Regions from separate parts of the Homo sapiens genome. Here regions 2 and 3 are each linked to region 1. Evidence: chromatin loops called from intact Hi-C (ENCODE). Cell type or tissue: Caco-2. All regions are shown on one strand. Links, peaks and the distances in the headings refer to the core of each region. The heading gives the core; the rest is flanking DNA. Region 1 overlaps LOC105378780 (a long non-coding RNA gene). Region 2 overlaps GNG12 (G protein subunit gamma 12). Region 3 overlaps GNG12 (G protein subunit gamma 12).

The links. Peaks named below come from ENCODE experiments on the same cell type or tissue, not always from the same donor. Only the 100,000 strongest peaks of a DNase experiment are listed, where the experiment ranks them.
Region 2: a loop joins it to region 1, with 4 times the contacts of the local background. A loop is called at or near these places in 31 of 110 quality-filtered maps.
Region 3: it touches region 1 in a loop (2.7-fold over the local background); 2 of 110 quality-filtered maps call a loop at or near these places.

What each region holds. Positions count from the first base shown.
Region 1 is chr1:67,565,127-67,575,791 of GRCh38, forward strand. LOC105378780 (a long non-coding RNA gene) reads left to right here. Exons shown (of 4, transcript XR_947474.4): 2 at 9,946-10,073. Among named protein-coding and RNA genes, the nearest start is that of LINC01702, 48 kb to the left of the region's middle. In Caco-2, for the core only: no CTCF peak of the experiment used is centred there; DNase peaks (open chromatin) are centred at 4,705, 5,495, 7,305 and 7,605.
Region 2 is chr1:67,744,783-67,755,447 of GRCh38, forward strand. All of the region lies in intron 2 of GNG12 (G protein subunit gamma 12), which reads right to left. It overlaps LOC105378781 (a long non-coding RNA gene), which reads left to right and starts at 9,966. Exons shown (of 4, transcript XR_007066163.1): 1 at 9,966-10,491. RefSeq lists an enhancer at 1,129-1,950. In Caco-2, for the core only: no CTCF peak of the experiment used is centred there; DNase peaks (open chromatin) are centred at 4,081 and 4,909; H3K4me3 peaks cover 839 bases.
Region 3 is chr1:67,695,375-67,706,039 of GRCh38, forward strand. GNG12 (G protein subunit gamma 12) reads right to left here. Exons shown (of 4, transcript NM_018841.6): 4 at 6,101-10,202. The coding sequence ends at 10,077. Among named protein-coding and RNA genes, the nearest start is that of GADD45A, 16 kb to the left of the region's middle. In Caco-2, for the core only: a CTCF peak has its summit at 5,685; a DNase peak (open chromatin) is centred at 5,527.

The DNA.
Region 1 (10,665 bases), core at 1,483-9,482:
TTGAACTTTCATATTTCACCTTTGTTTCTCAAAGCTAGTGAAGAAAGCGAAGAGCTTCCAGGTCTTGATTTACTCCTCTAATGGTGCAAAAATAAGGGATGAAATATTTTTAATAATTACATGTATATGCATACACTGTGTGTGTGTGTGTGTGTGTGTGTGTGTGTGTGTGAGAGAGAGAGAGAGAGAGAGAGAATTGGCTGAAGGAATCAGGACAGGCTGCACTGGAGGCCAGACTCTTCAGTGAGGCAGAGGGTACCAGCCAACAACATGGCAAAGACCTTATAGAAGGGAGCAGAAGGGGCATGCCAAGAAGTAGTTTGTCAAATTCCCCTGAGAGAGGGCCTGGTAAACTACCACAAGGAAATGAAATAAATGTGGACCGGACCCCCTACCCAGTGATCTCCTGTGATCATCTTGACAACTTACATTATTATGTTCATTTCATAAGGAGGTTAAGTCACTTGCCCTAAGCCACACAGTTAGGGAATGGAGGTAACAGGATATGGCTAGTGCCACACAGTCTTCCATCCTGAATATGTAAAGGTGGGGGGGTGGGGCATGCAATGTGGAAAGAGGGGCCAAGAAACCAGGAAGACTGAGTTTAAATGCTAAATGTCCTTCGTAGCCCACAGTGCTGTTATGAATTTAAATCAGATAATGCATTTTTAAATGCTTTAACAGTAAAGTGCTATGCAAATGGAAGATAATATCAGAACACAGGGAGTACAGTTGTATCTACCTAAGTTTCAGAAGAGCATCTAGTGCAACAGCACAAACCATGGAGGCATACAGGCTCCTTTAAATTAGGGGGTAGTGGAAAGTCCATGAACTTCAGCATCTGACAGGTCTGGGTTCTGGTAGTTGCTTTACTTTACCACTCTCTAAAGCAGTGTTGCCCTGAGCACATCCCTTCCCTGGACCTTAGTTCCCCTTATCCTTAAAATAGAGAAGCTGTACCCAAGGTGCTGTAGGGTCTCATCAGCCCTTACATGGTGAGAATCTGGGACAACAGAGCTGGATTCAGATCCACCTTCAAGTTGGCCTGCAGTGGCCCCAAAGATAGTCAGGCAATCTCAGGAAAGAAAACATTATTTTATTGTAATTTGATTTTAAAACCTTGGTTGTTCCATTTATTGTAAGGGTAGCATATGCAAACTTTCAGAAAACACTAGAAGAATATAATAGTCCTTAAAAAAAACCTTGAGTTTGCAGAAAAATACAAAGATGCATATAAAGTTCATCTAGACCTAGACACTTAACTTGTTGGTGTATGTCACTGTAAATTTTTGATTAGACAAAATCGATTTATAGAAGTCAATATTTAAAATCTTGATACTTTCCTTTTGTATAATCTTCTTTCATTAGTTAAACACAAGGGATACTGTCTACATATAGAAACTGTCTTTTAAAAAATTCTGATTGGATTCAGTTAACTAATCAAAAATGTTGGAAAATTAGTTGAGCATTTTGATGTCACTATCAATTGTCTAATTGTTACTAAATCTGCCAAATAAAAGTGAAAAGCCTATTAGATTATGTAACCAATTATTCTTAAAATTCTTTACTGCCTTTAAAAAAATCAGTCAAACACAAACCTGGTTAATTAAACTTGACTTTGCATCTTTAGCTTTAAGAGATACTGCTGCTAATCGCAACACTTATATTTTGCTTTACAAAAAGCTCACTCTCTATACAATATTCTATTTGTTAAGAAAAATTGACACAGGCAGCACTTTGGGGAGGGAGTGTCTGATGCATCAAACTAGCAGAGCCAAGCTATCATTGACGGTCTGGAGCCTTCTGTCAGGGGCTGGAATTCAACAGCTGTCTTCCCTTCATGCCATAAATGATCCAGGTCATTCAATCAGATTAATCCAGCTGGGGGAGAAGTCATTGGTGAGTAAAACACCGATGTATGTGCAGGCTTGGCTGGGGTTAAGTAATGTGACAAGAGTTGCATGAGGCATTGGATTACTCAAGCTCTCATTCTTAGCCCCACATGTATCAGTCAGGAGTAGCCAGGGTCTGCTGTGATAACAACCCCAATCTCAGTGGTTTAACATAATAAAAATTTATTCCTCACTTTATGCTATCATTGATAGACAGGTGGACTCTGTTCATTCTAGTCACTTAGGAACCCAGACAGATAGAGGCCTCATTTCAACACATGCTTCCAAGAAATGTGGCAAATTCTTAAAGCTTCTGCCTGGAAGTGCTGTGTGCAACTTTTTCTTTTCTCTCTCTCTTTTTTTTTTTTTTTGAGATGGAGTCTCGCTCTGTTGCCCAGGCTGGAGTACAGTGGCATGATCTCGGCTCACTGCAACCTCTGCTTCCCAGGTTCAAGCAATTCTCCTGTCTCAGCCTCCTGAGTAGGTGGGACTACAGGTGCACGCCACCATGCCAGGCTAATTTTTGTATTTTTAGTAGGGACGGAGTTTCATCATGTTGGTCAGGCTGGTCTCGAACTCTTGACCTCAGGTGATCCGCCCGCCTCAGCCTCCCAAAGTGCTGGGATTACAGGTGTGAGCCGCCATGCCCAGCCGCCATATGCAACTTTCACTCACATTTTACTGGCCAAAGCAAGTGATACGACTACACCTAACTCCACTGGGGGTGGGGAAGTAGAATGCTGCCATATGATTGTCATTTTGCCACCAAACCAACTATGTGACCTTGGGCTCTGTCAGCCTCAGCTTTGATATCTATATAATAGGGGTTACCTGGCCTCTATATTCATTCATTTATCATTTATTCATTCAATCAGTGAATACGGTTTTCTGGTTAGGAGCCCAAATTCTGTAGCCAGCTTACCTGGGGTCATTCTCAGCTAAGTCACTTACTACCTGTATAACCTTAGGCAAGTTGTTCAATATCTTCTGGAGCTCAGTTTACTTATCTGTAAAATGGGGATGATAATAGTACCCATCTCATAGAGTTGTTGTGCCGGTATAATGCATATATTATATAAGATACATAGAACAGGCAAAGTTCTTAGAACAGTTCCATGTGGTAAGTGCTGTGCACATGGTAATTTTAATATTCATCAATCCATTTAGCCATTTATTTAATGAATATTTGTTGATAATCTTTCCTGGTTATCTTTGAAGGCTCTTATGAAGACTAAGGAAAAAAAAACAGATGTAAATTCCGTTTGCAAATGATAAGTTGCCCAAAGGGAGGCATAATAAGAGGCAGCATTTTTACAGGACTTGGATTTATTTTTCCTACCATTTATTGAGCACATAGTATGTGTTAGGCTCTGTACTAAATGCTTTTATAACAACCCTGTGAGATAGTTTTATAGATGGGGAAACTGAGACATCAAGAGGTTAGGTCCCACAGATGGTGCATTGTAGGGCCTTGCAGGGTGCAGCCCCAGGATATGGTCAGCCCTGCATGAAAACCTTTGCTCTTTCCCTGGCGCGATGCTGTGGAGAACCATCTGCTCATCATTTGGCCTGTTGGTTTTTCTACTAAATTGAAGCTCCTCAAAGGCAGAAGATGTTCCCCTTAATTCTTGGTGTTATTTTGCTGCCCAGTACCACACCAGTGACACCATAAGGTGGCCATTTACAAAGAGGAGGAGGCCAGACATGTTAGCTCATGCCTGTAATCCCAGCACTTTGGAAGACTGAGGCAGGCAGATTGCTTGAGTCTGGGAGTTCGAGACCAGCCTGGGCAACATAGCGAAACACCATCTCTATAAAAATACAAAAATTACCTGGGTGTGGTGGCGCGTGCCTGTGGTCCCAGCTACTTGGGAGGCTGAGGTGAGAGGATCAGTTGAGCCCAGGAGATGGAGGCTGCAGGGAGCCAAGACGATGCCACTGCACTCCAGCCTGGATAATAGAGTGAGACCCTGTCAGAAAAAAAAAAAAAAGAAGGGGAGAGATTTAAGCCAAATATCAGCCTTGGGTTTAAATCTTGCCTCTCCCCCACCTGGCTGATAACTTTTGGGACGTCGTTTCTCCTCTCGAGCTTTTTGGTTTTTTGATTTTTTTTTTTTTGAAGAGAGTCTCGCTCTGCCACCCAGGCTGGAGTGGATCTCAGCTCACTGCAGCCTCCATCTCCTGGGTTCAAGCAATTCTCCTGCCTTAGCCTCCCGAGTAGCTGTGATTACAGGTGCCTGCTACTCCACCCAGCTAATTTTTGTATTTTTAGTAGAGACGGGGTTTCACCATGTTGGCCAGGCTGGGCTTGAACTTCTGACCTCAAGTGATCCCCCCCTTGGCCTCCCAAAGTGCTGGGATTACAGGCGTGAGCCACTGCACTTGGCATCTCCTCTTGAGGTTTTAATTTCTTCAACTGTTAAATCAGTTCCACAGCCCTTTCTATCCATAAACCCTTCATGATTCCTACTCTTTGAACACTTACAGCTTAAGAGATATTTGTTGATTTGGTAAGAAAGCATGACCGCACTTAAAAGGCTACTTATTATCAATTTTAGGCCATTTAGCTTGTGTCTGACATACTTCAAAGCCAGAGAAGAAAAGATATTATCTGACAGTACACATCTTTCTTCACCTGAGCACACATTTTCCATTTTACCTCTGGCTCTGCAAAAAAAAGGAGAGGGAGTGGGGAGGGGAAGGGGAAACACAGCCAAACTATGGAGCTCATGGGCTCTGGTGCAACATGTCCTGGGGAAACTTCCCAAAACCAAGGCCCTTGTTGGGTAAGAAGGCAGACCCTGCCTGACCTCTGCAGGAAAATTCCCCTTGAGCCAATGTTGCGGGGTCACACACTTCCAGCTTTCCAAGGCAAAACACATATGCTGCAGACACAATGGGCTTGGAGTAAACCAGTCCTTCCTGCAGATACCAGCCTGCAGAAAACACATTTTGGGAGCCTCTGGCCAGAGGAACTCAGTACATGCCACTCAGCCCGGGAGCAGTCAAAGATGCCATGGCAAGTAGACTCACTCAGCTGGGGAGCAGTGAAGATTGGCCACACTCATTGCTACCCCAGAAGCTGCAAGCTCCACTCACAGTTTTTTCCATCCCTCCCTCATATGATAATAGCTACCACTCTCAAGCACCTAGTTGGTGTGTTGACTGTGCTCAGCATTGTGTAGACATTAATTCTTCTAATCTCATAGCTGCTTCCTGAAGTAGGTACTGTTCTCCTCCACATTCTGCAGAGAGGATCCTGGAGCCCAGGAAGGTTGCATGACTGGCTATGGTCACACTGCTAGTAAGTGCAAAGTCAGGATCCTAACCCATGACCTGTATTCCAAATCCATTTCTAAGGTTTGTAATAAATCAGAAGCTGTGGTAGAAGGAGACATTGATGCTTCCAGACCTAGCCTGTCTCTCCCCAGGGACAGTGCTCATTCTGCCTCTCCCATCCACAAGAAGGTTCTGAGGATACTGGGGCTGCCTGGGACTTCCTATCCTGGTTGGACCAAGACCTATGCAGAGCAACTTGGCTTCCGGGGAACTTCAGCAGCCCTGGTCTTCCATGGGCTGAGTCATTGTAGCTTAGCCTAACGTTCTTAGCTGGAACAGTCATAGGAAAGTGTCTGGAAACTCCCCCATGTCTTATCGGCAAAGAATTTATTGAAGACAGTTCAGCCACATTCCTCAGCTTTCCCAAACCTCACCTTGCCCTGGGAGAATGAGAAAGGCCAGAAAGACATAAGGGCGAAAATGAGCCATGGAATTAGGAAGAGCTTTTCATGCCAGTGCAGGGAACTGGCAGCTTCTGCAAACATACCACTGACAACAGCTGGCCTGTGAGGGCCCAAGGACAATCACCCTGGGCCCACGGATGCCTGGGCCCCTAATAATGACCCTGGGCCCAATAACCCTGGGCCAATGACCCTGGGCCCCTGCCGTACGCCATCCTATGCCATCCATCTACCTTGACTAGTGCCAAATGCCTAATGTGTGCAAGGAGCTGAGTTAGGCGCTGATAGAGCCCAGTGGTTGAGTTTCTTAGGCAGATCTGGACTCAAAGTTCACATCTGTGCTTATTGGCTATGTGACCTCAGACAGGTTATTTAATCTCTCTGAGTTTTATTTTCCTATCTGTCATTTATCAAAACTTATGAGTTGTGGTGAGGATTAAATGAGAAATATATATGCTCAGCTTAGTGTGTGACATACCACAAGTTGTCAAGTCATAGAAGCTTTTATTAAGTATCAAACAATCATGTCACACCTTAATGAATTCAAACCTGGTATGGGTTAGGAACTGTGCTTGGCTCTGGAGGGAGGTGGAAAGACAGACACAATCCTTGTCTTCAAGGAGCTCACAGGACAGTGAATTAGCAAATTATTACTAGGAAGGAAATGTATCCAGAGAGATATATAAAGGGTATGAAGAGAACAGAGACTGGAGACCCATGGGAAGGGTAGGTACAATTTCCTGGAGAAGGTGATGTCTGAGCTGGTACCAAAGCAAGGTGGGAATTTGCCAGCTGAAGGAGAAGGGGCTGGGAGGTAAGGGCAGCCAGAGAGGGCAACTGGCACAAAAGCTTATGCATTACTCAATGCATGGTATGAACTAGACAGGGAATGGCTGAGGATGAAAGGACTCCAGGCTTGATGGAGAAGAGCTGGGTTCCAAAGGGCTATCCTTCCCTTTCCAGCTGTTAACCTTTTGTGTGTCTTATTATCCCTTGGAGACTTAATTTCCTTATCAGTAAAATAGAGCCACCACTAGCTACTTAACAGGGTGAGCTCCATTAGAAAATGCTACAGTGTTTGCACAGTGACAGGCATGTTTGTGGCTGAGTCTCTTGCACCCCAAAGCACGGTCCCTGGTGCAGCCAGTAGTTTGGGGTGCTCAAAAAGGTATCACACTAGCTTTCTTAGTGGAGTACTCACTATGGGCCAGGCACTGTGATAAACCATATGAATCTTATCCAGTTAGATAAGCTAAGCATGATCATTACTCCTCTCTAGGCGTGTCCAGAACTGAGGGGGTTCTTAGCAATCAGAAAATTCTGGGCAGACCTGGAGGAGTTGGTCACCCAACAAATGGGCATCGGAATAGGCCCAAGGCCAGAGGCTGAGCTGGAATTTGAACCCAGTCCTGTCAGCACACAGCACCCGAGTTCTTAACCACTGCACTATTACTTAAACCCATAAATGATATTCTTTCAAAACACAGTAATTGCTAAACCGATTCATTCCTAAACAGACCAATTAATCTTCCCTGTCTTTAAACTAATTCCCCTTCCGCACAATGGGCCCAGCATTCCGTCTTGAGCTTATGACACTCATATTTAGAATACTTGAAATATTGTCCGGTGAACAGACTGTAAACAGGAGAGCAGAGGGAAGGAGGGGAAGGGAGGGGGGAATGGGACAAGGCTGCAGCCACCAGCACCTGTCCTACCCGGACCACAGCCGAGCGCAGTCTCAGCCTCTCTGCCCCCATCACCCACTCCTGTCCGGAGCCGGGGGCATCAGTTCCAAATATTTGGCAGGCCCACCCGATAAGCCCCGCAGTTGAGTAGCAGCTGTGAAATGGGAGTTTGGGAGGGCCATGGAGCTGAGCAAGCAGCAGAAGGCATCAGGACCTTTGATTTCTTTTCCAAAGCACATTTTAAATGAGTAGCATGCTGGTACGGGGCTGGCGGCCCACAGTGAGGGATGAACTGACGCCTGCTCGGCGACAGGCAGGCATATGACACAAGGGTAAAGTATTATTTACTTTCTGGGAACAGGTGCTGCCCAGGACTCCCAGTCCTCTCTTGCCTGACTTCTCCCCTATCCACCTGGCCCGGCCCTTCTCAGAGGCTGCTCCTTCCCTCACCCTGCACAGCCCCGGCCCTGGGCACTGCTTCCTTCTCAGCCCTTAGCAACATGTGGCTCACAGGCACCCAGCCCATGCCAGTGGGGGGTTGGGTCCCACCTGGGACATGTGCCTGCTGGAATCAGCTCATTTTACATAAGCTCTTGGCACAGATGCCAGGTGATAACAACTTTTTGGCCCCAGTTAACCTGCAACCACCCTGTCTGTGCCCACACAGACACAACAGAAAGTCATGGAAGAGTGAGAAAGAAAGTTACTGCACGCAAATGTCTTTGCATACTGCCAGATTCATTCTGGAAAAATGTCCTAGATTATGATCCACTATCAGCTTTTGTATTAGAAGGGAAACAACCAACTATGCAGGCAAAATCCACCTACCACCAGCTGGTCTTTCCTCCTCTGATTATGTGTTATTTCCCTAAATCTCTGGTTGGTAAATGTGCAAGAGAAAAGGTTTGGGCTCTTCTGTTGATTCACAAAACAATACAGATGGCAGTTAAGACATTTCTTTGCATAGCTTGATTAGGGACAGACAGAGAAGGGGGAGTGAGCAAAGGGCCTGGAGGTCTTGCTTGGCTCATGAACTGATCACAGGCTGCTTTTACTCCATGCCTCTCTTTCTGAACCCCATGAAACCCCACACCCCTCCTTCTGAACCTCAGAACACATTGGCACCAACTGTGAAGCAGCTCCTCAGCCCAGGGATGTGGAGAGGAAAAAGTGCTCTCAATCTGGCAGTGGAGGGAAAACAAATATACAATTCATGATAGCACATGGTCCTGGGTCATAGGCCATGAGTGAAAGAAGCCACATGCTGTGGGTTTAGAAGAGGACAAGATTGCCTGTGATTGAGGAGCTCAGAAGAATGGCCCCATAGTTGCCTGGTTTAGAGCCTCACTCACTCTCCTTGACCACGGTAAACTGCATCTTCACTAGCATCTTGTTTCTGAGCTTGCCCCACTTCAATGCACCTTGAATTCTTCTGCCAGAGAGGTTTTTCTAACTTGAAGATTGGACATAGTTTCATTCATTCAAAATCTTTCACTGGTTGCCATCACTCCAGGATAAAGAATGGCTCATTATCATCTAGCTCCTACCTCCCTCCCCAGCCTCGTCTTTTTTTTTTTTTTGAGATGGAGTCTCGCTTTGTCACCCAGGCTGGAGTGCAGTGGCACGATCTGGGCTCACTGCAACCTCCGCCTCCTGGGTTCAAGTATTCTTCTGCCTCAGCCTCTTGAGTAGCTGAGATTACAGGCACACACCACCATGCCTGGCTAATTTTTGTATTTTTAGTAGAGATGGGGTTTCACCATATTGGCCAAGCTGGTCTTGAACTCCTGACCTCGTGATCCCCCCACCTTGGCCTCCCGAAGTGCTGGGATTACAGGCATGAGCCACCGCGTATGGCCAGCTTCGTCTCTTAAACTCATCTCTTCCCACCATTTTTACTCCAGTGGTGCTGAACTTGACTTCATTTTCCCTTTCTTAGATTGGATTCATGATGAACTCCTATGCATCTTTCAAAACCCACCTTCCATATGATTGCCTTATAGTATTATGTTGTCTTCTGTGCTCTGTATCTTGTTCTGTTCTTGTTATAATTACTTGGATTATAGTGGTTTATTTTCCTGTTTATGTCTGCCAAAAAACTGGAGCTGCCTAGTGTGAGGGTTGTACATATATCAAGGATGTATCCCTGGCACCTAGCACAGTGCCTGGCACTTCATCATGCTCAACAAATGTTGGTACCCTGTCTTTCCACCAAAGGAAATGTGACATCCTACTGGGGGCTGGACATAACTAATGTCCTCAGTGGCCACCTCTCCCATTCTAGGCCCCTCTCCTGTAGTCCTCATGCCACACACCCCCTTACAAAGCCTGTATTTCCTCCAACCTCAACAACTCACTTCACCCTCCACCCCACCAAAAAAGGCCTGATCTCAGGGGAAGATAATTTAAGCCCTTCTAGTGATTAATTTTATCTGTGTTGTCTCCAGCTTGCAACTCACCCCTCATTATAGAAGCGTTACTAGACTTCTTCATCTGGTGGACCAGAGAAGAGGGCCAAAAAAAGAGACAGGATTTGATCATAGTTAATCTTTTTGTGTCTTTTGTTTATTTGCTCCTTTGTTCTCACAACAACTCTGCAAACAAGGTATTTTTACCTCCATTTTACAGATTAAGACCCTGGGGCTTGGAGACAGCAAGTGACTGTCCCAAGATCACTCAGCTGATAAGTGATGGAGCCAGGATTCCAGCCTAGACTGTCTGACTGCAAGGGGCTTGAACTTTTCACCGTAACGCAGGTGGGAGTCTGTGGAGTTGGGGGTGGGGTGATGTTTCCCAGCTACCCTCCACACAAAAAATGGAAAGTCACTGTCCTGATTATTTATCTACCCTAAATGTCCCGGGGTAAAATCCCATTTCTTCCAAGAGACCCTGCCTTGTTTATCCAGCCCAGACTGATCTTGTTTTCTGATCTCCCATTCATTTCTCAACCACATACTGACCCTCCACTCTGTACCAGTCTTAGGTACACATTGTGATGGGCCCCAGAGATACAAAATCCAGTAGGCCCTGGTCCTTCCCCCAGGTTCCTGTGGTGTACAGGGGAGAGGGAGCTGAGTGACCCGAGCAAGTTTGATGTCCTGCTGGGGGCCTGGGCCTACTCCAAAACACGCACATCTGTCATGTATGTCCCCTCTGTGGCCCTAAATTGGATTTTCAGTACTATGTTTTATTTTCTCATGGATTCCACTGCAACTCACATTTGTTATCAGGAATAGGGATTAAGCCCTACTGGCCTATGCGTGCCTCAGTTCTGTCATCTGTGAAGTGGTATATTGGCCCCAACAGTTCAGTCCTCATTCAGGAGCCCCCACGGTGAACTCTTCCTCT
Region 2 (10,665 bases), core at 1,338-9,337, 180 kb after region 1:
ACACTTAGCAAGGGGTAGATCCGGCATTTGAATCTCTACCTCCAAATCTTCTGTCCCTCCCAGCACATCTCCTAAGAGAGAATGTGATCCTATTTAAAACTACAACCAAGAGTAGTGGCTAAGTTCACAGGCTGGAGCCAGAATGTCTGGGTTTGACCAGCTCTGCCACCTACTTGCTATATGACTGAGGGCAAGTCGCTTATTTTCTCTGTACCTCTTTCTATATCTGTAAGATGCGAATAATAATTGCACCTATCCTATTGGATTGTATTGAGGAATGAATGTATTAGTATTTGTAAAGTGTTTAGCACAGTGCTTGGCACATGGTAAATATTTACTTAAGTGTGTGAAATAAATAAAAATGTAAAACTTTCTCTTGTATGGGTACTTATACACAGACGACAAATAAACCAGGGTAATAGATGTGTCATCACAGAAAATTTATATAAATCAACTTTCACAGTTGCCAATGTAGCAAGCCCACCACAAACACTGTTGTGGGACCTGATAGCTTTCCATCTGAATTGTTGATGTGAAGAATACATTTGGAAGAGTCCTGGGCTTTAGTCTCAGATCTGACATGAATTACTGCGTGACTTGGAGAAGGCATTTCACTCTTCTGGGCCCTGCTTCTTCCCAGGTGGAAAGCTGCCCCGGTGACCAGGCAGCATGGCATTGGGAAGGAAAGTGCCCAGAAATGGCATCCAAGCCCCACAGGGTCTGGTTCTCCCACATACGAATTTTATAACTTTGGACAAAACTGCTTTATTTCTTTGCATCTCTATTTCTTCTCTCTAAAATGGAGAAAATGGTGTCCGTCCCCTTATTTCACAGGGTTGGGGGCAAGTAAGAAAGGGAACATTAGAGCCCCTTTGCAAACAGGGCTCTCCACAGGCATCTCCTTTGCTGGGTAACAGGTGGATACTTAGTAAGTATTTGTGGTTTCCAAGTCAGTGTAAAAATCTAAAAAATAAATAAATACATAAATAGATGTTTGTGGAAATGACGTGTAGCACCTATCATTGTCTGATGTAGTTTTCCTTGTTTGTTACTTGTTTCTCCATCCCCCTAGAAGCTAAGGTTTCTGAAAGCAAGGACATCTCTGTCTATATCCCTGCAACTGTTAAAGAGTCAGTACTTAATAAATACTTATTGACCGAATTTGTGGAAAGTATGAATACATGAACCAATGAATAAATGACTCTGAAGTTACATGAGAAGCAAACAAACTTACCTAAAGATATTAATGAAAGTCCAAAGTCCTAAGAAACAAGGTATGCAGGACTAAAGCTCTTGGTGTATTGTATCATCTGACTCCTCTAAATTCTTTTCTTTGGGGAGGTGGTTTGGGTGGAGAAATGGCAGAGTTAAGATACTATAAAGTTGTTAAATTAACATACTCAGCAGGTCCACAGACTTTCTAAAGCTGAATACCAACTGGGATAATTAAAGGCCAGAGCCTTCTTTTTTAATTGACTCTCCAATAAACTACCTGCTGACAAAGGCATAGTTAAGTTGATTCCTGCAAGAATAAAGAAACGTTTCTCTTCCATTCTTAATTTTTTAAAAAGTCCCCACTTTCCCCTCTAGCTCGATGAGCACTTAAATTCACCAGAATTAAAAAGAAAGTTACCAAATACTTTTTTTTTTAAACTAAGCAAGCCTGTAACATCCCTTCTTCTCAGCAATCAACTCATGAAGGCACGGAAGTGGCTTGTGCTGAGGAAGGCATTCGGAGGGAGCTATGGGGGCGGGGGAGGTGGTCACACCAGCTCTTCACCAAGGGATGGAGAAGTGCCCAGGAGCCTCCCTCATTCCTCTCCATCCCTGTGGTCTAAAATAAAATCTACCATCTAAAAAATACTGTTCTAAAAATAGGGAGTTTGGCTTAAATCCACCAGTTGGTGTTTTGATTTTTAAATTATGTGCAAAAAATTACGCTTAAGACCCAGAGAGTATTAGTAAGTAATTCAAGGAGGTTGCCATTTTATTTTGATTCCAAAGTTCTAAAACATTTATTCTCTCAGAGTCTAAGGAAAGGTGAAAAGAGACAACAGAAAGGGGGTAAAATGATGTAGAAGGCTTAAATTCCAGTTTGAAAGTGAAAGGCAGCTAAACATTCCTAAAGCAAATAATATACTTTAAAAGTGTGTGTTTTTTTTTTCTTTTTTGGTGGTGGAGGCCATGCTATAATTCACTCTAAATAAGTAGAAGAAAAACTGGTGAGTTTCAACTTAGTTACTCCTATCTTTCCTGATACCATTTTGGGATCCAACTTTTATGCACACAAAACTGCAAATAATTCCTAACATGCAGTTTTAAAAGCATAAAGAATCTTTTTGTTTGTTTGTTTTTGAGACGGACTCTTGCTCTGTTGCCCAGGCTGGAGTGCAATGGTGCGGTCTCAGCTCACTGCAACCTCTGCTTCCCGGGTTCAAGTGATTGTCCTGCCTCAATCTCCTGAGTAGCTGGGACTACAGGTGTGTGCCACCATGCCCAGCTAATTTTTATATTTTTAGTGGAGATGGGGTTTCACCATATTGGCCAGGCTGATCTCGAACTCCTGACCTCAAGTGATCTGCCCGCCTCAGCCTCTGGAAGTGCTGGGATTACAGGCGTGAGCCACCGCGCCTAGCCCATAAAAAATCTATTGAGTGTTCGATGGCCCAAGACTGTATCATCTTTGGAGTAAGAGTTTTAAAGCCTCCCTCATCAGACACCAATCATAACCAGAATGTATTTTCAGAAAGGTGTGCTATTACAGTATCTTGATTAATGAATATTAATTTTACATGAAATTGGGCTATTTTAAAAAAGCTTTCACTTAATGAGAGTGAGGTGGGCAAGTAGTGTTATAAGAAGCAAATATTAATGCTATCTGCTTCTGGACAGAAAGACTGAAGTACCTAAAAAGTCTGATTTTACATGTGAACTTTAGCAACACAATTTTCAGCTCATCTCTAAAGATTTGAACTTGTGTGTGGGTAGCATCATGTGTGGACCACAAAAGTCACCATCTCTCCTCCTCTTCCCGGAACAAACACCCACAAACTGATGGGGATGCTCTGAAGGTTAAACTGGATCTTCTAATTGTCCAGGAACGTATGCTATGCAAACAATGTTGGCTCCCTGTACCAAGGCAGAGCTATTGTGGGACTTGAGGCTGCTGGCTATGAGGAGAAGGATGGTGGGGCACAGTTCTATTCACTGGGGCAAAGTGGGAACCCAAAAGAGGGTGGCTGAAATGTTTTATTATCCTAATCTTCAGAGGACAAATAATTACAGAACATTCTATATCAGAACAAGAGACTGTTAGTCTGCATGAGGGGGCAGGGAGAGAAAGGCAGAGGGCAGAGATAAAGAACTTTCCTTTTTGTGGGGGCAGGGAAAGGAGAGAACCTAAAGGGTGGACTACAATTCACTTTTCGAAGGAGTTTTCTGTTTGTAATATGCTTCCTTTGAAGAGTGGAAGTTCTGGGCATTTGGAAGTTTGGTTACAGATCAAGAAAGAAATTCCTGGCTTTCCAGAGTTTGGTGGCTACCAATCAAAGGTCAATCAGATACAAAAATCAGAGTAGTCCTGAAACCATACCATAGGCTACTGGGAAGATGTAACATGCTTTATAAAAAAATAACAATAATCTCTTGCATGCATTTTTCTCTTCAGTGAAACACAGGGATATGAGTTCTTTAAAAGAAGTAGCAAGAAGGGCACAAAAAACAGAAATCGTGCTTGGGGGGATAAGAAGAGAGGGTGGAGGAAGAAGTGCAGCGTCTTTTGGGATGGCAGCTGTTTTATTCGCACCCTCTAAGAGTTCCTGAAATAATTAACATGCACTGCCATTCTTGTTTTTCCAGTGGTGATTTCATCTAGTCCCTACAGAAACTGAGAATTAAATGTCATGGTTTTGTGTTTTGGAAAGCAAAACTCTCCCCCAAACAAGGGAGTTCTGAATACTGCTGAGAGCATGTGAGATCTGAAAAGTCTGCAGAGTGCTAATCATTAACATGCTACTTTTGGAGGCAGGACTGCCCCTTTCTTTGCTATCACATTTCCTTCTATTTGATCCTGCCCTGTACTGGTTTACTTTCTGTTTCTCCCACTCATTACCACGCATTCTTCCATAACACATGTGAAGTCCAGAATAGCCTCTCCCTTTCGGTTGGCCAACTCAACACTTCCCTTACAAACTCTCCTTAAAAAAAAAAAAATCATCTCTGACTTATTTTCCAAGGACTTTCCCTCTTCCCACTCCCCTGGAGGGGAGGAGGTGGGGAACAACCAAACCCTCCATTTCTTCCTGAATAATGCAGGAGAATAAAGCAGAAGGTCTACAGACATTACTTATAGTAACCGCAAATAAAAAGGTGTCTAAGAAGAATAGTCTGCTAACTTAGTTTGGAGGGAGACAGATTTGGGTTCGCATCCTGCCTTTGTCATTTGCTCGTAGTGAGACTATGGATAGGTCGCTTAACCTTTCCCTAAACCTCTGTTTTTTTCACCTGCAAAATGGAACTTTACATTAGGGTAAAATTATTATTTTAAGATAACAGTATTAGGAGTTTTAATAATAAAAAAGCCCTTCCAAGGCTGTAAAGGGAATTAAATGAGACAAAGCATATGGAGTGCCTGGAACACAGTAAGCACTCAATAAATGTTTGCTGCTACTGATGATGATGTAAATCTTTTGAGGAGGAATGTCATCCTTTCCCCCACTGCATATATAGTAACACGGATTCAGTGCTTCTCAAAGCTAAAATACAGTACCAGGAGGAAGGGTCTGGGTACAACTGTTTGCTGATTGCTGCCCCCAGGAAGCACGTCTCAGAGGCAGCCTGCACGACAGAGCAAAGGGCTTATTTTAGGAGCCTCCAATCAGGACAGACTGGTTGATCTGGATGCCTCACCTGGCAAGGCAGCCTCAGCCACACGCCCATCTCCACAGGCTATCGGCATTCCCAGTGGGATGCACCACAGCCCCAGACTGAGAATTTTTATCCACAACTTGTTCCCCTCTCCTGATCTCCCTTCTCCCTTTTGGAGACCTCAAGGCTGGAGAGAAATGAAAAGCAACAGCTCTGCCTGACAAATAAGGTAAGGACTCTGCCTCTCAGGTGCTGAGTCACTGGTTAGGAACTGTCCCATCTACAGACTCTCCCAGAAATTTACACAAAAACACAAAGTTGGGCTCCAAACCTTGGGCACTCTCAGAAAGGCTATGATTCACCAGGGTGTGCTTCAGAACTGAAACTCTGGGTACAGAAGGTACCCACTGCCCAGCCTGCCAACAACCTATCTTCCTTTAAACAACAAAAACGGAGCAGAAAGAGGAAAAAAGCCTGAACCTTTCCTAATAAGGTAATACCACATGCCATTTGTAGTTTTGAATTGCTTGGCACGCCAGGATCATATGACATTCACCGCAGCTACTGCTTCATGCTTGTGTGAGGCTCTCCAGGAAAAATGAGAGAGTCTTTGGTGTGCCTCTGGGGGATTACAAACGAACAGGGAACATGTTCTCCCAGTGGAACCTCACATTTTCCTGATTAACCACACTTGCCTCACATCCCTCTTTCACACTGCTGCCTGCAGGCCTCTTGCTTTGTGGGCTCAGGCATTGTAAAAGTTCTCAGGTTGCTTTGTATGCAGGTTTTCTCTCTCCAACGAGGTGCACGCTTTTTGAGGGCAGAAACACTCCTTTATTTCTTTTGTTTCACCCTGCTATGCTCATCACAGCGTAATTCACCCAGCAGTTACTCAATAAATGCTTGATGACAGACTAGTGCTGAGAATTTTACAGATCAGTAGGTGATCATTTTATATCATTAGCCCCTAACTTACAAATCGGCAGGGTTTCAAAAGTTGGTTTCAAAGAAGGTATTTATGTAGCATATTTTCCCATAGAAACAGTGTTATAACTGGGGCTTAGGTTTCCAGGCCCTCTTATTTCTCAGAATATCCTATATCTACTTACATGCAGTCTTATTGAGCTCTCTCATTTGCCTCAGACTCACATTAGACTGCCAGTATATGTGCAGGATAAACTCTAGTTCTTTCAGTTACAGCAATGCTGACTTGCACAAATTTCCTTTCCCACTTATTAGTCGTATTTTCATATTTTATGACACTATATGTAGCAGCAGGTAATAAATTACTCATCATATACTTTAAAAATAACACTAACAGGTAAGGAGTTATTTTTGCTCCTCATTAAAAAAGATGCATGAACTTTTGTTTTTCCTTTTACATTAAAATATTTTTCACCAGTTTTTAACCTCAGTTATTATTTGGGCCACTCCAGACTTTCCCAACCATTTACACACATTCACCCCCTCACCCACCCACCCACGCATCCACTCATAGTCTACCAGGACTGCCCATTTACATGGATACACATACAGACACACACACACACACACACACACACACGTGCATATACACACACGTTTTAAAATGCATTCTGGGCCACTAAAAATATTTATTAGCCATTATAGAAATGAATGACATTAGTTTTCAAAGTAAAAGCTATAGTTGTTCAACAGAGAGGCAGAGTCTGTGAGCCACTTCTCACTACAGCATAGGGAGAATGTTTAATGGCACCTCTGGGAATAATATAGTATCTGAAGAAAAAAGCTTTCAATGGCTCAGGGGGCAGGACAGTCACCTTCAGTTGACTGTCCCACAGTTAGGGTCTCTGTACCCAGTCTCCTCCAGAGCCTCAAGAGTGGCAGCTCTGGGGAAACACTGTCCCCTGTCCAGGGTGGGGTCTTCAAACAGGTCAGGGTTGCTGTGTTTGGGGTCTTGAGTACAAAAGTACATGCACACAAATGTCGACTGGCGTACTGCTTCTGGGATACTTAGGTAACCTGAAAAGCCATACCTCGGCCCTTATTCCCATTCAATAGCATCCTGAAAAGAAATCTAAGTGATTTTCCAGCATGGCTTGTGAGACATCTCTTGTGTCTCTATGGCTGGTGGAAAGAGTTATCATGCAGATGCTCTAGAAGAGTCAAACCCAAACCATAAGCAAACAGAAACCTCTCTCAAGACTAATGTGCTGAACACGGGTACTGAATGAGGTGAGCCTCTCCCCATTTTCTGGAGTCCACAGCTGTCTTTCTAAGCTAAGTCGGCATTTAAGTGGCACAACAGAGATGCCAGGTTAATGGCTGTGAAGGATGACAAATATCAGTATGGTCGTATTACATCTGTCTTTCAGCAAGAGTTATTACCAAGACATAAGAAACTGCAGTCCCTTCCCTGCCCCATAGCACCTCATAGTTACTCAATGTGGCCCATCCTCAATTGATTACGCTGACCCTTTAATGAGAAGTTCTGATAACCATATGCTTGTTAGCAGGCCTTTTCTTTGATCAGCTCTTACAGGAAATCTAACGTATACTCCTTCACTCTCCCACCACTGGGAGAAATATAATTGAATCAATGCAGTAATTAAGTACCCCATATTCATCTTTCCTTGGCGTTTCAGGATGTTGCTCTGGTTCCAGGTCTCACTGGAGAGAAGAGGGCAGCTGTCCAGAAGTAGCAAGTATAAGAGACTGGTCTGAATGTACCAGGATCACAACAGACATTTTGAAAGTTTACTTTGTTTACTTTGTCTCTGAAAAATGCCAAGCATGTAGGAGTTTGGGGTTAACAGGTTGCATGCAGTCAGATCCCAGTACCTTGAGCTGTTATTCTAATTTAAGGAATGCAGACATGTGGCATGGAGGTTGCCTCTTTTCCTCTTGCACTCACGGTAGACATCCCTAATGGATCAGCACTCATGGCAGCTATCACTAATGAGTCATGGTGTTCTTTCCTGTTGGGCCCAGACATGAGCTAGTTAATACTTCTTTTCAACACCTCGCCCCAATCACATAAGTTGGAAACAATGAACTATTTTTGTTCTAATTGATTTCATATACTTTAATTTCTTTCCTTAAAGTAACTGACAGTTGACTAAGGTATCATTACTTTATTTTAGCAACATTCTCTCTATACTTCTTAGCTAATTCCTCCACTAATCTGAGCTACAAATAATATGGGATATCATCCATTGCCAGACACTGTTAGACACTAAGTGCCAATTTATGTCCCTGTGTCCTTACAAAAATCTCAAGGCAGGGAAAGGTGGCTCGAATCTGACCTGTATTATGGCTTCCAGTAACCTTTCCAGGTGACTGCTACGCTGAATTATTGGCCTCCCTTTGCTTCCTACAGTGTCACCACTGCATTCACTTTGTCATACTACAATGGTCTGTCCATGTGCCCTCTTCCCTACTTAGCTCCACAACAGCAGGACCCATGTCTTACTTAACCTTTCAATGCCCAGCACATGGAACACTGCTGAATATAGAGTGGGTGTTTGGTAATTATGTTGAAAGAATTTTTTTTTAAGTTCTTGTTTTCAAATACAAGTTGAGCATCCCAAATCTGAAAATCCAAAATCCTCCAAAATCTGAAACTTTTTGGGCTCTGACATAACACTCAAATGAAATGCTTACTGACGCATTTCAAATTTGGGATGCTCAACTGGTAAGTATATAATGTAAATATTCCAAAACCTGAAAAAAAAAAAACCTGAAATCTGAAACACTTCTGGATCCAAGCATTTCAGATAAGCGATTCTCAATCTGTACTTGCTGAGTTTCAATTCATGCCCTACAGTGAACATCACCCATGACAAGTCCTGCGACTGGAGGAAATTTACTTCATAAAGTAAGGAGTGGTGGGCAGGCCAGCCAGAACTGAAGCGGGGGCCAGGGCAGCCCCGATACCTTCCATGAATCAGCTGTTCGCATGCACCTCCCCTCCAAGCATGAAAAGCATTCACAGCTCAGCTTCTGCCTCCATGCTTCACTGCTGGGTTTGCAATTTGCCTTTCTGTACCTCCCACACTGGACTGTGCTCTGTATCCCTAGCACTTACTAAAGTGTTCGGTCAGTGGTGAATAAAGATCTTTGAAGGGGTCTGTAGTAAAGACAGCACTGGCCTGAGACTGGAAAACGGGGAGCTACTTCTAGAACTGCCCTGATCCCCTTGGGTGGTTTCTGTCTGAGTTGTTTTTGTGGTGTCGGTGAGAGAATGCCTGCCCAGCAGGACAGGTGGCGGGCGTTAAGTGTGGCAGTGTATGTGAGCACTCTGCCAGGGTAAAGGTAGGCGCTCCCTTCTCCTCTTCATGAGGCTGCCCTACACGGGCTGCTGTTGTCATTCCAGCATGCCCTGCCCCTTTGGCCACTCTCCTCTGGGCCACTTTGTGCAGCTCAGTGTAACAACTTTCTGTTCCCGGTCGTGCCCGGAGAGTTGTGAGCTCCCCACCTCTGCGCATGTTATTTCTTTTCCTTCATCTCTCCTCACCTCCAACTCTGTACAGATTTCTGGGCAGCTGGAGGGCAAGCTCTTGGCCTGGCCCACAGGTGCTGTGTGCTATGACTGCCGGTCACCTCTTCAGCTTGGTCCCAACCACGCCTACCTCCCACACACTAAGCCCCGGTCATACCTGAACTCATCATTCCTGTCCCCACCACAAACCTCCGCCTATTGTTGTGGTCTCCAGCTCAGGGAGTGGCACTGTCATCCAGGCAGCTGCCGAAGCCAGACACCCCAGAGTCGTTCTGGACTCCCCACTCCTCCACCACACCCCTTCTTCTGTCTCCAAGTCCTGCTTACGCCACCTCAATATTTCTCAAATTAGTATATTTTTACCCCACTGCCCCACCCTAGTTGGGAGTATAAGCAGCTGGCCCCTGGATCACTGTAGCACAGCCATGGCTGTCTAGCTGGTCTCTCTACCTCCCCTCAATCCACTCTGCACACCCAAAGTGATGTTTCTGTAAAGAAAAGTTGACTGTGACCCTCCCCTTTTAAAGTTCTGTCCACAGTTTAGATATCGCTTCCTGCAGGAAGCAGTGCTGATGCAGGAAGCCACAGCACCTCCGTCTCTCCCATCAGGATACCGAGCACACTTGTTGGTCTTCTGCATTAGAGGCCACTCCGTGAGGACTTCCTTGCTCTCCTCTGAGCAGTGGAAGGTTTTTAATCACTCCTTGTGTAGCAGGCACTCCAGCCTGCTACCTGACAGCCATCTAACTCCCTCCTCTCTGCTGGTAGAACAAGTTCACTCTTTCCTCATGTGATGAAGGTAAATCCAGATTGGTCTAGGCCACATGGATGGCCCCAGACCACTTCTGAGTGTTTAGTGGTGGGCATGTGCCCCAGTTCTGACCAGTGAGACATGAGGGGAGGTTGGCTTGGGAATTTTGAAAGGTCTCTTCATTCATAGAGAGATGCATAAGAAACAGTTCTTTATCTGTCCGCCTTGGCGTTGTTACAAGAGGATGGGATGCCTTTGACCTTTCTGTACCTAGGAGGAGAGCTTGCTGATGCTCTGAGGATAGCAGAGTAGGTGGAAAGAGCTTGATGGTGTTGAGCTGCTGAATTACCAAACTGGAAGCAGACTACATGTGGACTTCTTTTTATATGAGATGGTAAGTTCCCTTTGGTTTAGGCCATTTTGAATTGGGTTTTCTGTTACTTGGAGCTCAAACAGATTACAGATTCTTGGGCACTTTTCACTTCCTATTTTGTCTTAGAGGTACTTATTAGGTACAAATCTTGTTTCTTGTTTTAGACTGTGGTCTTTTTAAGGGCAGCATTTGCAT
Region 3 (10,665 bases), core at 1,071-9,070, 130 kb after region 1:
AGGAGAGTGATAAGGGTTTGGAATGGAAAGGAGTTGAAGAACTAATAAAAGAATAGTGAATACCACCCTCCACTCCCTACTCCCCACAGAAATTAGAAACACGACCTCCAGTTTTTCTTCAGTAGTTTATTTTCCTTGTTCATTCTAATTATCTTCATGTCAAGACCATGCTTAAAAATCTCTTACCGGCTGGGCACGGTGGTTCATGCCTGTAATCCCAGCACTTTGGGAGGCCGAGGCGGGCGGATCACGAGGTCAGGAGATCGAGACCATCCCGGCTAACACGGTGAAACCCCGTCTCTACTAAAAATACAAAAAATTAGCCCGGTGTGGTGGCGGGCGCCTGTAGTCCCAGCTACTCGGGAGGCTGAGGCAGGAGAATGGCGTGAACCCGGGAGGCGGAGCTTGCAGTGAGCCGAGATCCCGCTACTGCACTCCAGCCTGGGCGACAGAGTGAGACTCCGTCTCAAAAAAAAAAAAAAAAAATCTCTGAACAACTACCCTTCCCCCCATATAATTCAGTACAAACTCTTGGCCTTTGATTATTTGACCCAACTTTCCTTCCCAGCCTTGTCCACATTCTCATTCCCATACTTCCGTTGCAAAGATCTCTGTTGCTCTAACACTCCAGGCTTCCTTAGATCTTGGGGCTTTTGCATACACTATTTTTCACTGCTGAGAATATCCTTTCCCTATTCTTTACCAACAAACTCCTACTTGTTCTTCAAAGTTCAACTAATATATTATCTCTTCTATGAAATCTTTTCTGACTCATTCAGACAGAACAATTTCTTATGATAGCATTTACCATATTGCATAGCAATTTATCTGTTTATTTCCTACTGCCCCTGCACCTGTTACTCCCACTCCCACTATCCTTGTGTTTTCTGGGTTTATCCTAGGACATACCTACCACAGTGCTAGTAGGAGCTCAACAAATAAATAAATTTCTCTTTGTTCTGTTTCTATAAACCAAACGCACTGTCATTCATATTTAATGTTTGAGTGGGCTATTTTTCTTTTTGTAGTTATGTTTTATGAACTCATAAGGTGCTACTGACACTTTAAGTTTGTTAAAGAACTTTGCTCCTTAATTCTATTAGTGGTAGGCTGTCAATATTCAAAATGCTTTTCTATAATTCATTTTTCCTTAAAATTCTTTATAGACCTGTTGATGAGCCAGTAGCTGAAGTATCAGGAGGTGATTCTTTAAATATCTTTTAAATACCTATAATTATACACAACAAACCCACGTGCCCTCCTCTGGCTCCATACGCTAGACTTTGGTTCTTCTCCTGATTTTCAATTCAAGGAGGAAAATGTACAATGACTTGGGGTGGAGATGGCAAGAGGGTTGATCTCCTCTCAGATTTACAGATTTATATACAATTTAAAGCTAGAGGAAATGTTAAAAATTACCTAGCCTAAATCTTTTTTTTAAAAGTGAATGGGGAAGTAGAATCAGAGATCATAAGTGTCCTAAGGTTGCACAGTAAATGAGTAGTAATCAGTCCAGAACATGCATTTCCTGATTCCAAGATACGTATTCTTTCTCTTACGTCACACTGGCTACCCTGAAAAATGGTTTTCTGAAAGCATATCCAATATACTTTTGGATCTCTCCAGGCTTCTATTTCCTCATATGTAAAGTAGGAATAATAGGAGTAGCTGTTTCCTGGATTTGTTGTGAGAATTAAATGAATTAACAGATGCAGGCCAGGTGCGGTGGCTCATGCCTGTAATCCCAGCACTTTGGGAGACCAAGGCGGGTGGATCACCTGAGGTCAGGAATTCGAGACCAGCCTGGCCAACATGGTGAAACCCTGTCTCTACAAAAAATACAAAAATTAGCTGGGCATGGTGGTGCATGCCTGTAATCCTAGCTACTTGGGGGGCTGAGGGAGAAGAATCTCTTGAACCTAGGATGCGGAGGTTGCAGTGAGCCCAGATCTTACCACTGCACTCCAGGCTGGGCAACAGAGCAAGACTCTGTCTCAAAACAAAAACAAAAACAAAAAACAACCACCACACCCCCACCAAAAAAAAAATAAACAGATGCAAAATGCTAAGAACAGTACCTAGTCATAGTAAATGCCTGAAATATAGCACTGTTTATTCTTAAGGCCCAGGGTATTACACTCATGATTAGTAAAGGACTTACTTGTTTACCTTACCTTTTACTTAATCTAACAATTACCAAAGTTACTGTTTGTTTGTTTTCCCTTATTCAAACCATACTACAAATATTAAGATAGTCCATGGGCTGTACAATCTGCCTGGGTGTATGTTCTTAGGACCCACCCTTTTATGTTGTTGGATCTAGCACAATTTTCTTAACTTCTCTGAGCCTCAGTTTCCTCATCTGTAAGATGGGGTTAAATCACATCTACTTTCCTTTAAAGAGTTGTTTTGAGGCTTCAATGGGAGAACACATGCACAATGCCCAGCCTAGTGTCTGGAGTTCAGTGTTCCTCATTGCCTTGCACAGATGTCTACAAATGTTGACAGATGTTGCATGGCCAGTGTTGAAACGTACATACCTCACCAAGGTCGGATCTAAAATGTTTATTTAGAACAAAGCACTTCTAGTGCATTGGCCATGGGAAAATTTTTCAAGGTTAAAAGTAGAAATGTGAACCTGTCTGCTTTACATGGGTGATTTTTTTTTTTTCTTGAGACAGAGTCTCACTCCGTCGCCAGGCTGGAGTGCAGTGGTGCAATCTCGGCTCACTGCAAGCCCCGCCTCCAGGTTCGCGCCATTCTCCTGCCTCACCCTCCCGAGTAGCTGGGACTACAGGTGCCCGCCACCACGCCCGGCTAATTTTCTGTATTTTTTAATAGAGATGGGGTTTCACCGTGTTAGCCAGGATGGTCTTGATCTGCTGACCTCGTGATCCGCTCACCTCGGCCTCCCAGAGTGCTGGGATTACAGGCATGAGCCACCGTGCCCGGCCTACATGGGTGATTCTTGGAGCTGATTCCCAAAGGGGATGCTTGTCTTTTTACTTGCTTGTATTGTAGGGCTTCATGACAATTTTTTCCATATCCAAGTCAAAGGCGTGCTATTACATACTTATATTTTAAAAAATACAAATTGGCTTACTTTTTATTTAAATCTATTTTAGAAGGAAACTTTCTATCACAACTTGTGCTAGTTCTGGTTTTCCTAATACATATAAAACTACACAATTAGTAAAATGTTAAAAAATTAACATGTGTATTACCTAAATCTCACATGCCAACCTTTACTTAAGGTCGGGGACATTAATGAACAAGTCCGTCAGTGCCTGGCTTAGAGGAGGTAGCACTGCCCACATTTGTTCAGGGAGTGACTGCTTTAGGCTTGCCCTAGTACACAAATTTATGGATCCATAGTGCCCTTGTGATGTCACATAGTTGGCGAATGTCTTCTGTTAGGACCATATTTAAGGTCATTTAGCGGATAATGCCCTCCTATCACTAAGCAGGGTGTATGTGTGGAGGGGTGGGAGGTGGTTGGCTCTAGAGATCACAAGTAGTAACGTGGGGCCGGGGCAGTGACTCACACCTGTAATCCCAGCACTTTGGGAGGCCAAGGTGGGTGGATATCCTGAGGTTAAGGGATTGAGACCAGTCTCACTAACATGGCGAAACCCTGTCTCTACTAAAAATACAAAAAAATTAGCCGGGCGTGGTGGCACATGCCTGTAATCCCAGCTACTTAGGAGGCTGAGGCAGGAGAATTGCTTGAATTTGGGAGGGGGAGGTTGCAGTGAGCCGAGATCACACCACTGCATTCCAGCTTGGGCGACAGAGGGAGACTCGGTCTCAAAAATAAATAAATAAATAAATAAATAAATAAATAAATAAATAAATAAAAATAAAAAGTATCATTGTGCACATAGATGTCTCAGCTGCAAATCTCTTGGACTTACAAACCTGGCATCTTCCATTATGGATGTCAACCATTTCAGTTAAGTGCTTTCATCATTCAATAGATTGTCTAGGAGGATTTAAAGGGTATAGGAATGCTTCATATGTACAATTAATTCTCAGTGATGCCTAAACTTTACTATGAACTTCCATTTCTTTGTGCTAAGTATCACTCTCTCCAGAGTTGTATTTGACAGTGCCAGTGGTCCTCCACAGGCCAATATATTAATTCATTTGCACATTAGCATAAATTTACTTGGACTGCATTTTCCTCCAGGGCAGAAAAAGTTTTTGAAAAAAATGGGCAATTGAGGTGAGGGTTCCTTTGACTAACTGCACGTCGCCCAGGGCTGGCCTAAAGTTAAACGACCTTCATGGATTTAAATGACTCAGATAAAGAGAAAGTAATTAGGGTAACAGAGGGCTCATCTGAAGGCAAAAGTTATTTGCTACTCACAGTGGTAAAGGGGTACAGTAGCAAATATGGTCACGCTCTGAAAACAAGCACAAGGCCCTAGCCATGCCAGGCTGTGCAAAGACAGCTAGAACTGACGGTGGGACCAGGCTCCACAAAGATGGTCAGAGGTTTTTTTTTTTTTTTTTTTTTTTTTTGAGACGGAGTCTCACTCTGTCGCCCAGGCTGGAGTGCAGTGGCGCGATCTCGGCTCACTGCAAGCTCCGCCTCCCGGGTTCATGCCATTCTCCTGCCTCAGCCTCCCGAGTAACTGGGACTACAGGCGCGCCCGCCACCAGGCTGGCTAATTTTTTGTATTTTTAGTAGAGATGGGGTTTCACCGTGTTAGCCAGGATGGTCTTGATCTCCTGACCTCGTGATCCGCCCGTCTTGGCCTCCCAAAGTGCTGGGATTACAGGCATGAGCCACCGCGCCCGGCCATGGTCAGAGTTTTAAGCCAACAGATTATAATCCTGGCATAGGGAATGAGGGACAAATACTCAAAAGACGGTCGCCTAGCCCCAAACAAGGATTATAGAGCCCCAAATAAAAAGGTTTAGAGGGAATATCCATGTGTTTATGTGTAACTGACCCTCGTGCCAGGGAAAAACTGATCATGGCACATATCCAGAAGAGGTGGAAAGCCCCATGACATGCATCTCCACACTGAGTTCCAATCACTACCCGCAGGCCTGGGTTTCTTGTCCATGTTAAGGCTAAGTATACATCTCATCTGCCTCTTCCAGCTTCATTACCTTCCCTTCCCCCATCTTTTAAAAACTCACCCCTACCCAATCCCATCCATCATCCCCAACTCTCCTCCACTGAGAGTTACAAGAACTTTGTAATTTGGTCAGAAGCAGTAAAAAGTGCTTGTTAGTTGTTGCCTCTTTTTCAAAACCGATGTATCTAAATCCTTCAGTCTTTTACTAGAAAGGGCCCAGGGACTGTCTTTTGCCCCTACCTTTTGTAAGTGTGGAGTGCTGGCTCTCAGAAGCAGGGGCCATCTCTGCAGCGTGTCCGGTTCATAGCCTGGGGCTTGTTGGCTGCCTCCCGCCCTTGTTCTTTGATGATTTTGCCCTCCCCTCATCTCTGTGGGAATCCCAGCCCTGGGGGAAGGGGCAGAAGAGGAGGCAGGGCACCTTCAGCAAACACATAGTGAATATGAGTCACCACCATCTAATGACCTTTCCATTTGTTATCAGTTTCCACTACCTCAGCTAGTCTCAGGATGGGAAACAGCCCTCCACAGGTCAGAGTCATTACGTCACTCCTCAGCAGCCTCTCTAGCTCCCCTGTTGGTTTCAGGATAGGCAAGCAGGATAGGAGGGCGGGATCGGGGGTCTTCTGCACACTGGCTTCCAGTCCTCTTTTCTCCTCCTCTCATCTCCTCCCAGGACCTCATTCCAACGCATACTGTTCTTCTCTCACTCAGCCCAAACATCACCACCCTTGGAAGCCTTTTTAGAGGTCTTTGTTGATGTGGAGCTAGTCCCTCTTTCCTCTGGGCTCTCACAGCACTCTGTGTTCACCTGAGTTATAGCACTTGCCACATGATACTACGATGATTAGTTTACATATCTGTCATTCCCATCCTCCTTGCTCAGACTGTGACATGGGCTGGTGTAAGTCTTATTCATTTGGGTGTCATGGGAGCCTGACTCTCAGCAGCTTGCTCTCAGGAGGTGCTCAGAAAATGTTAACTGAGTGAAGGAAGGGAAAGGGGAAGAGAAATGGTCTTTTATTCATTTATTGAGCAAAACACAAGTAGGATGATACAATGAGGCACTGACGCAGTACAGAAAGCAATGGTGCTTTTAATGAAACTTCTTTCAAATCTGTGAACATGCTAGCTGTGAAGTACATGCTTTTATTCTTTCCATAGGACATATTTCCAAATAATGATCACAGTATTATGGTTAATAAGATGCTGGACAGATGCGTAGCCAAAGAATATTACATAACAACAAAATCTCATCAATGATATATCAAATGCAAATTTACTAAGACATCAAGAGAATATCTGTTTGTAGTTACATGGCTAAAAACAAGACATTATTACAGTAACCAAGTCCATAAAACTAGAAAAAAAGCACTGTATAACAAAAAGGCCTTTTAGAAGCTATTAAATGAACAAACATTATAGATAAACCAATTTTATATCTGAAGCAGCTTATAGCACCAACACGTTGGCAGGACCAGCAGAGGGGTGGGGTCTTTGGACCAAGGCATCTGGGAACAGGAAGGGCTCTCAGCCATCATCTACTGCAGCCACTTGTTTTACAAATGGAGAAATAGAGGCCCAGAGAGATGAAGCGCCTTGTCCAAGGTCACACAGCACAGGACAGACTGGGAAATGATCCAGGGCTATGATCCAGGCCACTGACTTCAGGTAAGTGCTCTATTTTAACATACAGATATAAGATTCTATTTGATTTGATGTATTTTTTCCCCATTAACAGGTCTACCATAAAAGAAAGCAATAAAACCCATAATGTACTCTGGTATTGTATTTATTTCACTGAGAAATGACTGGCATGTACTACGATCATTTTGGGGGCCTATATAGATCTTACATCAAAATTCAGAGGAATTAGTCAGATAACACTATTTTAGTTATAAATTGAGAAGGTGGCATTTGAAGAGAATATTTGGCACATCCTCCACTACGTAAGCTACCCTATGCCTCAAAATTACTAAATCATTGGTATAAAGTTTTGGTTTTTTTCCTGATAGTTTAAAGATTAGTAAAGTACAAAAACAGTCTAAATAGAGAAAAAGCAAGTCAGGTCTTTCCTTTAAAAGTTAAGTATGGCACTTTTCATTTTAATAAGGTAAATGATTTTAAAAACCTGACATTTTTTAGAAGAAAAAAAAAAACTAGCTATGAGCCATCACTTGTGAACCATCTGGTATATAAAATATTTCCCTTATTTAAAAAATGTTTCTGTAAAATACTTCGGAGTCATGAAATCATGCCGTGGTCCTGAGGCCTCAACTGGACAGATTTATGATGAACTAATGAAGATATAAGAATGAAAAAAAGAAAGAGATCACTGTTAACAGAAGCAGCATTAAGGACAAAGTATACTGAATATATTGAAACAGCTTCATGGAAATGAAGCCAAGAAGTTGCATGTATATACGTGAGAAAGATTATCATTACAGTGGTAGTTGGAAAAAGTAACAAACACTGGGTATTTGTCTATCATTAACATAAACCAACTGTTGCAGACAGTTAAACTGTGGCTTTGTAAGGAGAATAAAGCCTGATAAAAAAAGTGACTTCTGCATATCATATATATGTATACATATATTTTCTCACATAGACGTCTAGTTATAAGTAAATCAACATTTAGCTACAACTTTTCCTCTCTTGGGTCCAGCATCAAAAGATTTGATATTCATGAACATGCCCTACACCTGGTTAGGAAGTTATGTATTTATACTCATAGCCTTTATTGTATCTGACCAGGGTGAATAAAATGAAATCTCCTGGGACCTCAAGTCCATTTCTTACCACTATAAGCATATTAACAGATATATATCAAAACATACTTGTTTACTGTTAGGTAAAAGAGCATGTTTCAGTACTAAATAATAAACTATGCCTGCTACCAATAACATGCACATAATGGTATAATAAAAGTAATTTTTCATGAAAATATTTTGAAAGAAGCTACATTATAAATATTTAAAGAAACGTTAAAAATCAGAGTGAAAATCAGATTAGTGTTCTGAAACTGAGTAGAAAAATAGACTTATAAAAAAAAGAATGTCTCATTAAGTGAAGCATTAAATGTAAAGTTGTCTTTTTAGTGTAAATTTCAAATCTCACCCTTTGAGAGGTAAAATCTTCCTCTCTCCTAAACAGGTACCTATAATTGATTTGGGAACTGGGCATATCGCAGAACGAAAAAGCAGATGACACAAGGCTAAGGGCAGTGCCGTGATTTTCACATGGCCTTAGAAAAGCGAGGGGCATTCATAAGGCTGAGTAGATAGCAACTTGGAGAAATACTGAATAAATGTGAGCAGTTTGAAAACAGTAATGCATTTGTCCACCCTAAATGAGCTAATACTCAAAGCCCAGACATTAGATTTTAAAAGGGGTTTGCTTTCCAGGACAGATTGTACAAAATTTGGGAAAATCGTTGTAAATAATTACTTCCTGGGGTTGATTCCTTTTTGAGGGGAAGTTTTTAACCTTTCCTTAGTAGTTACTTTTAATGAACTGAAGAAGAATTAAAGCATCAAAGGCCTAGTGTATGATTTGACTCCGAAGTGACCCTCTCTTCTACTTTGATAAAGTCAAGATACCTTATTGGCCATAGGAGATTCCTCCTTTTGGGGCTACCCCCATACCTGGAAATTCCAAGAGTGTGAGGGCTATATTTGGGCCCAGAGGAAAATCAAGGAACCCCATATCCAGCTGCTAAAGCCCTTGGGCCCAAGGAGTGTACCACTGAATCCAAGGCTCTCTTGGGTAGCCTATGTGCCTCTTGGATGGTATGTGAACAAGGTAGGGATGAAACTGCAGATGTCTGAAAAGAGCTTAAGCATCCTGACAGCTTGCATTTTTTTTTTAATTTTTTTTTTCCTCACCGTATTCCACATACCTGTGGCTGGGGAAGGTAATGTTACCTCTGCAAACAGATGCTCTGGTAAGAGAAGAAAGACACAGGGAAGGCAGAGAGAGCAAGACAGAGGGCTCAATCACAAAGCTGGGACAAGGAGAGCAGCTGTTTTTCACACATTCCTGCTCCTCTCTCAGCTGGGCTCATGTTCACTCCGTTTCATTCCAATCATCAGGGTGGAGATTTCAGAGGTGCCTATCCCTAATCCAGTAGAGAACATGAGCCCTGGGAGCACAGCTGCCTGGAGTCCTCCCAAGGGTCTCCTCCCCTTTTCCAGACTCAGCATCATTGAAGCCCTAACGGGTCCTTGTAAATTAATGTTTCATATTATCGAAGGACTGTCAGTTTAGTTTGGTACAGTTTATTGTAGCCTAAGAGGTCCAGCAAGATTTCAAGAGAGGAGAGATGATTGCATTACTTGATTACAATGAATACAATCTTTAGGATACTCTTTACTTTTTGTACAATAACGATATGAAAGGAATTTTTTATTCTACCTATACACAGCTCAAAATAAAGGTATAACTTCTGGAACTGAGAAACTGATGGTATGGAGAGAGGGACGTTTTCATAAGAAAATAGCTTTGATAAGTGTATACACAAAGGCATATATATATACACACAAACACCCCTCTCTCTTATATACTATACAGGCTGGCACACGCCTTATAAAGAATATAATATCAAGGCTTTAGGATTTCAATGAATTTTGGAATTTTAATTTGACAGGTGCTTAGGCCATTTAGGTCCTGACATATCGGAATCCCTTGTATTTCTAAAGTATATAATTATGTTTTTAAAAAGGCCCAGATCAACTTTCCTTAAACAGTAACCCAACATAAAGCCATAGTTACCAAGTGGAAAATAAGATTGTTATTCTGTATTAAATCAGTAAAGGGTATTTTAAGAGAAAGGACAACTTGGAAAATAGAGACTTCAGAGTCCATTATTCCAAGCTGAGAACATTTTAGTTATTAGCAGTGGTTACCAAATAAGCTGAAGGTAAATCTCTTCAAGGAGCTGCTCATAATTTGCGTTGTTGGGAAGAGGCGAGGAGCTGTTTCTCTATTCCACTATAAGATGATGCAAGTTTTTTTATCCTTGAAAGGGTTTTCTGAAGTTGGTATTCCTATCAGCAAAGGGTCACTCCTGGCATGTTCCTCACAGTAGGACATGAGGTCCGCTGATGCCTTCGAAACCTGACATGGAGATAAATCAAACAAACAAGAAAGAAAATATTTTACTTGCACACTTTCAGAGCGTATTTGAATGCTAGGCTATTGAATGGAAGACTGATTTGAACAAGATAATCAGAGTCTCAAAGCATCACTCTCAGATTCTTGTCAGGTATAAAAAGGAAATGGTACCTTTAAAATGGTGCAATTTGGCAGGTAAGGTCTTTCTTAACCAAGCAACTTAACAATGGTCAGACAAACTGGCACCATGTATCCCTTCATGGGAGTGCTGAGGACACACCGCCAGCTAATGAGCTAGCATTCCTGTCCAACATTGAACTGGAGTCCAATCAGCGAACGATCACACCCGAAGTGAGGGTGATTCTGCAAAATAAGTGGCCTGGATTCTTCAAAAATGGACTGTGTGTGAGGTATTCTTATTAGATAATCCTGAACTGCAAATAACTTTCAAGGGTTTAAAGAAGAC